Linked DNA regions of Homo sapiens: region 2 is linked to region 1. Evidence: read pairs that join two places in POLR2A ChIA-PET (ENCODE). Cell type or tissue: PC-9. All regions are shown on one strand. Each heading gives the region's core, and the rest is flanking DNA. Links, peaks and the distances in the headings are about the cores only.

What was found. ChIA-PET counts read pairs that join two places held together with the same protein. Peaks named below come from ENCODE experiments on the same cell type or tissue, not always from the same donor. Only the 100,000 strongest peaks of a DNase experiment are listed, where the experiment ranks them.
Region 2: POLR2A ChIA-PET joins it to region 1 with 5 read pairs; 6 of 35 experiments call an interaction of 5 or more read pairs at or near these places.

The regions. Positions count from the first base shown.
Region 1 is chr19:40,704,895-40,710,270 of GRCh38, reverse strand. It overlaps COQ8B (coenzyme Q8B), which reads left to right. Exons shown (of 15, transcript NM_024876.4): 5 at 135-212; 6 at 4,824-4,946; 7 at 5,090-5,175. It also overlaps the pseudogene RNU6-195P. Among named protein-coding and RNA genes, the nearest start is that of COQ8B, 9.3 kb to the left of the region's middle. In PC-9, for the core only: no CTCF peak of the experiment used is centred there; no DNase peak of the experiment used is centred there.
Region 2 is chr19:41,164,078-41,169,453 of GRCh38, reverse strand. The region is part of intron 2 of LOC124904790; the gene reads left to right. Among named protein-coding and RNA genes, the nearest start is that of CYP2S1, 26 kb to the left of the region's middle. RefSeq lists an enhancer at 2,016-2,310. In PC-9, for the core only: no CTCF peak of the experiment used is centred there; a DNase peak (open chromatin) is centred at 2,273; H3K27ac peaks cover 1,291 bases.

The DNA.
Region 1 (5,376 bases), core at 182-5,181:
TCCATCTCAAACAAAAGAAAAAATAAAAAGAGTTGGGAGACAAGCATTCTTGGAGAAAAACTGAGAAAGGAGAGTGGGTTAGGCTGGGGGCACCCCAGGCAAACGGGCACTCATGTTCTTCTCTTGCACTCCAGGACTGGCTGTGGGCTTGGGGCTAGGAGTACTGGCCGAGATGGCTAAGAAGTCCATGCCAGGAGGTCGTCTGCAGTCAGGTGAGTGAGCCACACTGCCTGGGTTCAGATCCTGGCTTTGCTGTGTGACCTGGGGCAAGTGACTTCACCCCTCTGAGCTCCAGTTTCCTCATGCGGAAGATGGAGGTGGTGATAATTTACCCACCTCTTAGAGTCATTGTGAAGTGCTTTGAACAGGCCTAAACCACTATCAGGGTCATGATTAAGAGAAGCATATTAGATTTTTTTTTTTTAATTTGAGATGGAGTCTCACTCTGTCGCTCAGGCTGGAGTACAATGGCGCAGTCTTGGCTCACTGCAACCTCCACCTCCCAGGTTTAAGCAATTCTCCTGCCTCAGCCTCCCAAGTAGCTGGGATTATAGGCACATGCCACCACGCTTGGTTAATTTTTGTATTTTTAGTAGAGACGGTTTCACCATGTTGGCCAGGCTGGTCTTCAACTCCTGACCTCATGATCCACCCGCCTTGGCCTCCCAAAGTGCTGGGATTATAGCATGAGCCACTGTGCCCAGCCACATATTAGATTATCTGAGAAAACATTTAAGCCATTGGGAGTTCCTAACTTGGAGCAGGAGCAGAAAGCTGAAAATAGAAGTGCCAGCGAGGGTCTGTGTACATCAGAGATGGAATTAGATGTGTAGCATTTGCCGTTATAAAAAATAAAATAAAAAGTTGAGGGTAGGTGGAGGTTCCCTCAACAAGTCAATGTCTTGAAACAAGTGGGGGTGGATATTCCAGATTAAAAACAGATGAAAGAGACATTATTTGACAAATGGAGCATCTGAACCATGATTGCATATCAGTTTGGAAAAAACAGCCATGAAAGACTTTTTGGAGACAAATGGAAAATCTGAATATGGACTGCATGGCAGATGTTAAGGAATTGGTGTTAATTTTCTTACATGTGATTATGGTACTGTGATTGTGTAGGGGAATATCCTTATTCTTAGCAAAGCTTAAGTGCAACTACATGCAAGTGGGTCAGCAAAAAATAATAATAGTAAGTGTGTGGGTACACGCACAGATAAAGCAGACGAAGCAGAATGGTACCATGTTGAATCGAGGTGGAGGGTGTGCGGGTGTGCAGGTGTTCACGATATTATGCATGCAACTTTTCTGTTTGGATTTTTTTCTGTCTTTTTTTTTTTGGAGACAGGGTCTTGCTGTGTCACCCAGGCTGGAATGCAATGGTACGATCATGGCTCACTGCAGCCTTGACTTCCCCAGGCTCAGGTGATCCTCCCACCTCAGCCTCCTGCATAGCTGGGATTATAGACACGTGCCACCACGCCTGGCTAATTTTTTGTATTTTTTGTAGAGAGAAGGTTTTGCCATGTTGCCCAGGCCGGTCTGGAACTCCTAGCCTCAAGTGATCCTCCCTGCTCAGCCTCCCAAAGTGCTGGGATTACAGGCATGAGCCACCACACCCAGCCTGGATATTTTTTTCAAAATAAAAAGTTGAGGGTAGGTGGAGGATTAGGGTTTGGGTATGACCAGCCTGAGTCTACACCCCACTCTGCCACTTCCATGCTATGTGACCCAGGGATAGGTGCTGCACCTCTTTGAGTCTCTTGCTTTCTCACCTTGAAAATTAAAGGATTGATAATTCTTACTTCCAGGTGTGATTGTGGGCATTCAGCCAGAGAATCCACAAAGACACTTAGGATTCTGCCTGGAACAGCTCAATAATGAGCTCAATAACATTTTATTTTATTTTAAATTTTATTTTAAGAGATAGAGTCTTGCTGTCACCCAGGCTAGAGTGCAGTGGTGAGTCATGGCTCACTGCAGCTTTGAACTTCTGGGCTCAAGAGATCCTCTTACCCTGGCCTCCTAAAGTGCTGGGATTACAGCTGTGAGCCACCACAACTGGCCTTCAAAATTAATAAAGGCTTAAGAATTGCTTTGTTGTGCTGTGCTTGCTTCAGCATCACATATAAATAAAAATTGGAATGAGACAGAGAAAATTAGCACGGCCTCTGTGCAAAGATGACACATAAATTCATAAAGTGTTCATATTAAAAAAAGAAAAATAAATGTTTTGCCAAAGCTGAAATGTAATTTGCATATAAACCCAGGTACACATACCTGTAAGTGTATGGCTTGGTGCGTTTTCACAAAGTACATTTGTCCGTACCCAGAGTAAGAAACCCTAGAATAGCTGCTCTCAAACTTCTTGGTCTCAGGATCCCTGCACACCTTTAAAACTGATGAATGGATGAATAAAATGTGATAGGCATACAATGGAATATTATCCAGCCATAAAAAGGAATGAAGGGCTGACACATGCTGCAATGTAGATGAATCTTGAAAACACTAAGTGAGGCCGGTTGCGGTGGCTCACGCCTGTAATCCCAGCACTTTGGCAGGCCGAGGCAGGTGGATCACCTGAGGTGAGGAGTTCAAGACCAGCCTGTCCAATATGGCGAAATCCTGATTCTACTAAAAATACAAAAAATTAGCTGGATGTGGTGGTGGGTGCCTGTAACCCCAGCTACTTGGGTGGGGGGTAAGGCAGGAGAATTGCTTGAACCGGGGAGGCGGAGGTTGCAGTGAACCAAGATCATGCCATTGTACTCCAGCCTTGGAGACAGAGCGAGACACTGTTTCAAAAAAAAAAAACACTAAGTAAAAGCAACCACACACTGAAAAACCACATATTGAATGATTCCATTAATATGAAATGTACAAAATAGGAAAATCTGTAGGGACATAAAGTAGATTAGTGGTTGTCAAGGCCTGGGGAGATTGGGGGAAATGAAGAGTGACTGCTAATGGGTATAGGGTTTCTTTTTTTTTTTTCTTTTTTTGAGACAAGGTCTCACTCTGTCACCCAGGCTGGAGTGCGGTGGCGGGATCACGGCTCACTGTAACCTCTACCTCCTGGGTCCAAGTGATCTTCCTGCCTCAGCCTCCTGAGTAGCTGGGACTATAGGCATGCACCACCATGCCCAGCTAATTTTTGTATTTTTTGTAGAAACAGGGTTTTACCATATTGCCCAGGCTGGTCTCAAACTCATGAACTCAAGTGATCCCGCCCCGACGTCCCAAAGTGCTGGGATTACAGGCATGAGCCAGCACTCCCAGCCAGGTTTCTTTTTTGCGTGGTGTAACTGTCCTAAAATTGATTCTGGTGATGCTTGCACAACTCTGTGAATATACTAATAATCATTGAATTATATAACTTAAATGGTGAATTATAACAGTATGTGAATTATTTCTCAATAAAACTGTTAGAATGAGCCTCCAAAGAGCTTATTTATGTGGATTATAGTTATCAATGTCTACCATATTAGAAATTAAAACTGAGAAATTTTTAGGCCAGGTGCGGTGGCTTACGCCTGTAATCCCAACACTTTGGGAAGCTGGGGCGGGAGGATCCCTTGAGGTCAGGAATTTGAGACCAGTCTGAGTGACATAGCGAGGCCCCATTTTTACAGAAAGTAAAAATATTAGCCAAGCATGGTGGTGCATACCTGTAGTCCCAGCTACTCAGGAGGTTAAGGCAGGAGGATCACTTGGGCCCAGGAGGTTGCAGTGAGCCATGATTGTGCCGCTGCACTCCAGCCTGGGTGATAGAGTGAGACACTGTCTCAAAAACACAACAAAAATACAGAGATATTTTTAAAACACAAGAGTACACACGTACACATTCCATCAGCTGTCAGTCTGATGGTGTCCTCACATGTCCTGGAGCCTCTGGAGAACTCCAGTGAATGTTCTTAGACGCATGAGAGCAGAAAGGGGAAAATAACATCTTAATGTTACGATAAAAATAGTTTGATCTCTCAGACCCCTCTGAATGGTCTCAGGGACCCTCAGGGGTCCCTGGCCCACATTTCGAGAATCGTTGCCCTTCTCATGTCCCCACCTGGTCACTCCCCTCACCAAGGGTGACCTCTGTCTTGGCTCCTGGACCCTGGATTTGTTTGGCCTTGTTTTGCTCTTTATATCAGTGTAACTGGGTGATGATTTCATGCACCCGGCTGCTTTCACTCAGCATTACATTTTTGAGACCCACCTGGGCTGTTGTGTGTAGTGATAGCTCATCTATTCAATACTGTAGTAGTTACTCTTTGACTCTCCTGCAATTTGTTTTAACTTATGTTTATTTTTCTTTCTTTCTTTTCTTTTTTTTTTTTTTTTCCCGAGACAGGGTATTGCTTGGTTGCCCAGGCTGGAGTGCAATGGTGCGATCACAGTTCATTGCAGCCTCAACCTCCAGGGCTCAAGCAATCCTCCTGCCTCAGCCTCCTGAGTAGCTGGGACTACAGGCACATGCCACCATACACCCAGCTAATTAGAGACAGGGTCTTGCTTTGTTATCCAGGCTGGTCTGGAACTCCTTGACTCAAGCCATCCTCCTGCATTGACCTCCCAGTGTTGGGATTATAGGCGCGAGCCAACAAGCCTGGCCTCCGTATTTCGTTTTAGCCATTCCTGTTGGTGTGCAGATGATATATATTTTTTTTAATAGAGAAAGGATGTCACTGTTGCCCAGACTGGTCTCAGACTCCTGTGTTCATCCCGCCTGGGTCTCCCAAAGTGCTGGGATTACAGGCGTGGGCCGCCGGGCCTGGCCGCAGTGATGATATTTGTGGTTATAATTCTAATGGTTGTTCTCTCCCCAGAGGGTGGTTCTGGGCTGGACTCCAGCCCCTTCCTGTCGGAGGCCAATGCCGAGCGGATTGTGCAGACCTTATGTACAGTTCGAGGGGCCGCCCTCAAGGTTGGCCAGATGCTCAGCATCCAGGGTACAGCATGACCCTCGACTCCTGACCCCTGACCTCCCTTCTACCCCAGCCCTACCCACCAACAGGCCCCAACTTCAGATACTCACACGGGGTCCCTCCTCACCTCTTCGCTTACTTCCCCCCTGGTTCCACTGTCTCCCAAGACAACAGCTTCATCAGCCCTCAGCTGCAGCACATCTTTGAGCGGGTCCGCCAGAGCGCCGACTTCATGCCCCGCTGGCAGATGCTGGTGAGTGCCCAGTGGGGGAGGGCGGTGAGGGAGGCAGGCTCCATCTCCTCTGACCTGCCTGACCTTCCTGGCTTCACTGCCCCACTCCCTGCCTCTGAGCCTCACTTTCCCCATCTGTAAAATGGGAATCACCAGAGTACACACCTCCTAGCATTGCTGTGGTGATTAAAACAGGGAACAGCAGCCTGACCTCTCTGTGCT
Region 2 (5,376 bases), core at 249-5,248, 460 kb before region 1:
AAAATGTGTTCACATAATTAAATAGATGGGAATCCAAAGAATATCAGTATAGCAATGTCCCTTAATTCTTTTAACTCCTTCTAAGCTATATGCCAAAAATCAATGGTCACCTATCTTCAAAATATAGTTGAATGACTCCTCAGCTGGCAATTGCTCTAGGTCCTCTTCTAGTTTTGTTGACTGCAAAGTATTGAAAACAAAACATTGAAAAGCAAAGACTTGAAGGCGGATTTATTACCCAGTCAATTGAATTCCTCCTAACACCACTATTAATGTTCTAGATGTCTCTATTTGGTCACCAGAGGATTTCAGCACTGAGAGCATGTACTGAAAATGGAAGAGAGGTAGGATTTTTTTTTTTAAGTGGGAACAAACAAATGAACAAAAAAGTGAGTAAAAAGTGGGGCCAGGCATGGTGGCTCACTCCAGTAACCCCAGCATTTTGGGAGGCTGAGGCAGGAGAATCACTTGGGCCCAGGAGTTCAAGACCAGCCTGGGCAACATAGTGAGACACTGTCTTTACAAAAAAAAAAAAAAATTAGCCAGGTGTGGTGGCACGTACCTGTGATTCCAGCTACTCAAGAGGCTGAGGTGGGAGGATTGCTTGAGCTTGGGAAGTTGAGGCTTCAGTGAGCCAAGATTGAGCCACTGCATTCCAGCCTGGGCAACAGAGCAAGACCCTTTCTGGCAAAAAAAAAAAAAAAAAGAAAAAGAGAAAGTCTGGGCACAGTGGCTCACGCCTGTAATCCCAGCACTTTGGGAGGCTGAGGCAGGCAGATCACTGGAGGTCAGGAGTTTGAGACCAGCCTGGGCAACATGGTGAAAACCCATCTCTACTAAACATACAAATATTAGCCAGGAGTGGTTGTGTGCGCCTGTAATCCCAGCTACTTGGGAGGCTGAGGCGGGAAAATCACTTGAACCTGGGAGGCGGAGGTTGCAGTGAGCTGAGATGGGGCCACTGTGCTCCATCCTGGGCGACAGAGCAAGACTCTGTCTCAAAAAAAAAAAAAAAAAAAAAAAAAAAGAAAGGAAAGAAAAAGGAAAAAGGAAAGAAAAAGAAAAAGTGAGTGATGGGTGAAAAGTGAAACAGGATATGGGTAAATCATTCCTATACAACTGGGGCATTTTCAGGCAGGTCTCCTCGGGGAACTGTTCAATTGAAAGGTGAGGATTTGGGCATTAATTTCCTTTATTTATTTATTTATTTATTTATTTATTTATTTATTTATTTTGAGACGGAGTCTCACTCTGTCGCCCAGGCTTGGCGTGCAGTGGCGCCATCTTGGCTCACTGCAACCTCTGTCACCTGGGTTCAAATGATTCTCCCGCCATCAAGCCCAGCTAATTTTTGTATTTTTTAGTAGAGACAAGGTTTCACCAATTCAGTCAGGCTGGTCTTGAACTCCTGACCTCATGATCCACCCGCCTCGACCTCCCAAAGTGCTGGGATTACAGATGTGAGCCACCACGCCCGGCAATTTCCTTTAACTTATCTCTGTATCCATCTCTCCCATGGAAAATGTTCACGGACCCTTCCAGGTGTACATACCTAGACTAAGGAGCAGTCACCACCCTGAAGAGTAGCTGATGTTTTCTGTGTTACACTCTCTTGCCTATTCTGACGTGCAATAATAAAGGAGTTATTTTACAGCAGTTACTACCACAACCTAGAGTGTCTCGGACTGTGCGTTCTGCTGGATGCTTGGTCCTACGTAGCTACGTATTGTCAGCACAGACTTAATTATATATAATCATTACAAACTCAACAGCAATGGCATGGACTGTATGCCATGCCAGGGGCTGTGCCAAGTGTTTGAGAGGCATTGCCTTAGTTAATTCCCATTTTACACGTGAGGAAACCGAGGCTTGGGAGTGTTCCGTCACTTTCCCACGGCCAGCCAGTCAGTAACTCCCAGGCTTTGGGCTCAAACCTGGGTCTCTCTGAATCCAGAGCTGGTACCACACTGCCTGGAGACTCTAGACACTCAGAACTGTGAAATTTTAATCTTGGGACCCCATTAGAGACCCTCTGACCCATGCCCTTTGTTTTACAAAAGAAGTTTTAGGGCCAGAGTCAGGAAGTGACTCGCGCAAAGTCATCTGCCCAACAGGTGCAAGGTGCAAGCGGAAACGGGAGGCCTGGGTGGGAACCTCTCCCTGTTGACATTCTGATATCTAGGACTTTGGCACAATTTATTTTGAAGATAAAGAAGTACCTAAGGCAACCAAGGTATGTGCCAAGTTGAATGAGTCCCTTAATCTCTTGAGAAATTTCTCTAGGAGACAGGGGTATGGCTGAGATGACCTTGAGGAAACCTAAACCAGAGGCTCCAATAGTTTGCATTCTCTTCCAGCACCTGAATGAGCAGGGGCCGGACAATGTCACAGGATCAGTAGACATTCCAGGAAAGTAAAAGTTATCAGTTTGTGTCCTGACCACAGGTACAGACTGACTGCTGTTCCAGGCCTTGGAACGAATCTTAACCCTGGACCAAGAATGAACCCTAACTGCAACCACAGAGGGAGCAGGGAGAGCCTGGGCAAAGACTAAGAGAAAGACAATATATAGTATGTTGTGGGAGCCTGAGCTGTTTAGGACAGAAGGATTTCTAACTCCTGTTGCCACATAAAAGCTACTCCAGGGCCGGGAGCGGTGGCTCATGCCTGTAATCCCAGCACTTGGGGAGGCTGAGGTGGGTGGACCGCTTTAGTCCAGGAGTTTGAGACCAGCTTAATCAACAAGGTGAAACCCCATCTGTACTAAAAATACAAAATTAGTTTGGCGTGGTGGCACCTGCCTGTAATCCCAGCTACTGGGAGGCTGAGGCAGGAGAATTGCTTGAACCCGGGAGGTGGAAGTTGCAGTGAGCCGAGGTGGCACCATTGCACTCCAGCCTGGGCAACAAGAGCGAAACTCCATCTTAGAAATAAATAAATAAATAAATAGGCCAGGCACAGTGGCTCATGCCTGTAATCACAGTGCTTTGGAAGGCCGAGATGAAAAGGCAGGAGAATCGCTTGAACCCGGGAGGCAGAGGTTGTAGTGAGCCGAGATTGCACCACTGCACTCCAGCCTGGGCAACAAAAGCAAGACTCTGTTTCAAAACAAACAAACAAACAAACAAACAAACAAACGAAAAAAAACAGGGGTCTGGGCGCGGTGGCTCACGCCTGTAATCCCAGCACTTTGGGATCAGCTCACTGCAACCTCCACCTCCTGGGTTCAGGGGATCCTTTGTCTCAGCCTCCCGAGTAGCCGGGACTACAGGCATGCACCATCACACTGGGCTGATTTTTGTATTTTTAGTAGAGACAGGGTTTCACCGTGTTGGCCAGGCTGGTCTCGAACTCGTGGCTTCAAATGATCTGCCCACCTTGGCCTCCCAAAGTGGTGGGATTACAGGCGTGAACCGCTGCACCCGGCCGATGGTGTTATTATTTTTCTATTGCTGCCATTAACAAATTTCCACAAACTTAGTGGTGTAAATCAACACAGATTTATTATCTTACAGTTCTGGAGGTCAGAAGTCTGAAGCTAACCTTAACGGGCTAAAGTCAAGTGTCAGCAGGGCTGGATCCTTCTGGAGGTTTCAGTGGAGAATCTGTCACTTTTTTCTCCCAGCCTCTGGAGGCTGCCTCCATGCCGTGGCTTCTGACTGCATCACTCCAGTCTCTGCTTCAGTGGTCACATCTTCTCTGACTCTGACCTTTCTTTCTTTTTTTTTTTTTTTGAGATGCAGTCTTGCTCTGTCACCCAGGCTGGAATGCAATAGCACAATCTTGGCTCACTGCAGCCTCCACCTCCCAGGTTCAAGTGATCCTTGTGCCTCAGCCATTTGAGTAGCTGGGACTACAGGCACACGCCACCACACTGGCTAATTTCTGTATTTTTAGTAGAGACAGGGTTTTACCATGTTGGCCAGGCTGGTCTCGAACTCCTGACCTCAGGTGATCCGCCCACCTTCGCCTTACAAAGTGCTGGGATTACAGGCGTGAGTCACCGTGCCCAGCCTGACTGTGACCTTTCTGCTCTCCTGTTAGAAGGATGCTTGTGATTACCTTGGGTCCACTAGCTAATCCAGAATGACCCTTCCATCTCAAGATCCTTAATCACTTCCGCAAAACCTCATTTACCATGTCGGGGAATGTGTTCGCAGGTTCTGAGCATTAGGGTGTGGACATCTTCGGGCGGGGTGGGGTGGCGTTATTCAGCCTACTATGCCTGGATCTAGGAGATTTAGGGACCTCAGTCTTGTATAGAATTCCTCCAAGAAGCAGACTTTGGGAAACCTTTGGGGAGAACTCCCTTTAGTGCTCATTTTCTTCCTCTCCCACAGTTGCTCTGTTTAGCTTCCCTCCCTCCCTCCCTCCCTCCCTCCCTCCCTCCTTTCTTTCTTTCTTTCTTTCTTTCTTTCTTTCTTTCTTTCTTTCTTTCTTTCTTTCTTTCTTTCTTTCTTTCTCTCTGTCTCTCTCTCTTTTCTTTCTTCTTTCCTTCCTTTGTTTTTTTGGAGTCTCACTCTGTCGCCCAGGCTGGAGTACAGTAGCGTGATCTCAGCTTACTGCAACCTCTGCCTCCCAGGTTCAAGTGATCCTCCTGCTCAGCCCCCCTAGTAGCTGGGATTACAGGCACACGCCACCATGCCCGGCTAATTTTTGTATTTTTAGTAGAGACAGGGTTTTGCCACGTTGGCTAGGCTGGTCTCAAACTCCTGACCTCAGGTGATCCACCCACCTCGGCCTCCCAAAGTGCTGGGATTACAGGTGTGAGCCACCACGCCTGGACATTTATCACTATGTCTAGTTAAATCAATGTTGAATGCTTGCATGACGATGACTCTGCAATAGATAAGAGTCCACAGTTAGGCCGTGTAGTGAACTATTCAGTGATGGCATTTCCTTTCTCATACGGGCTTGTTTATCCTGAAGTCAATCACTGTCTTGTCTTTCATTTACTTACTCTTCCAAGCACTTGTTAGTATTTTATCCCTAGATTCTGACATAGCCATGATCCAACATGTCAGGGAATCAGCATCTTTTTTTTTTTTTTTTTTTTTTGAGAGGGAGTCTCACTCTGTCGCCCAGGCTGGAGTGCAGTGGCATGATCTTGGTTCACTGCAACCTCCACCTCCCAGGTTCAACCGATTCCCCTGGCTCAGCCTCCTGAGTAGCTGGGATTACAGGCATCCACCACCATGCCTGACTAATTTTTGTATTTTTAGTAGAGACAGGGTTTCACCATGTTGGCCAGGGTTGTCTCAAACTCCTGACCTCAAGTGATCCACCTGTCTTGGCCTCCCAAAATGCTGGGATTACAGGTGTGAGCCACAGTGCTCTGCCAACATCTTGATACTCAAAAGAACCGAACCTCACAGG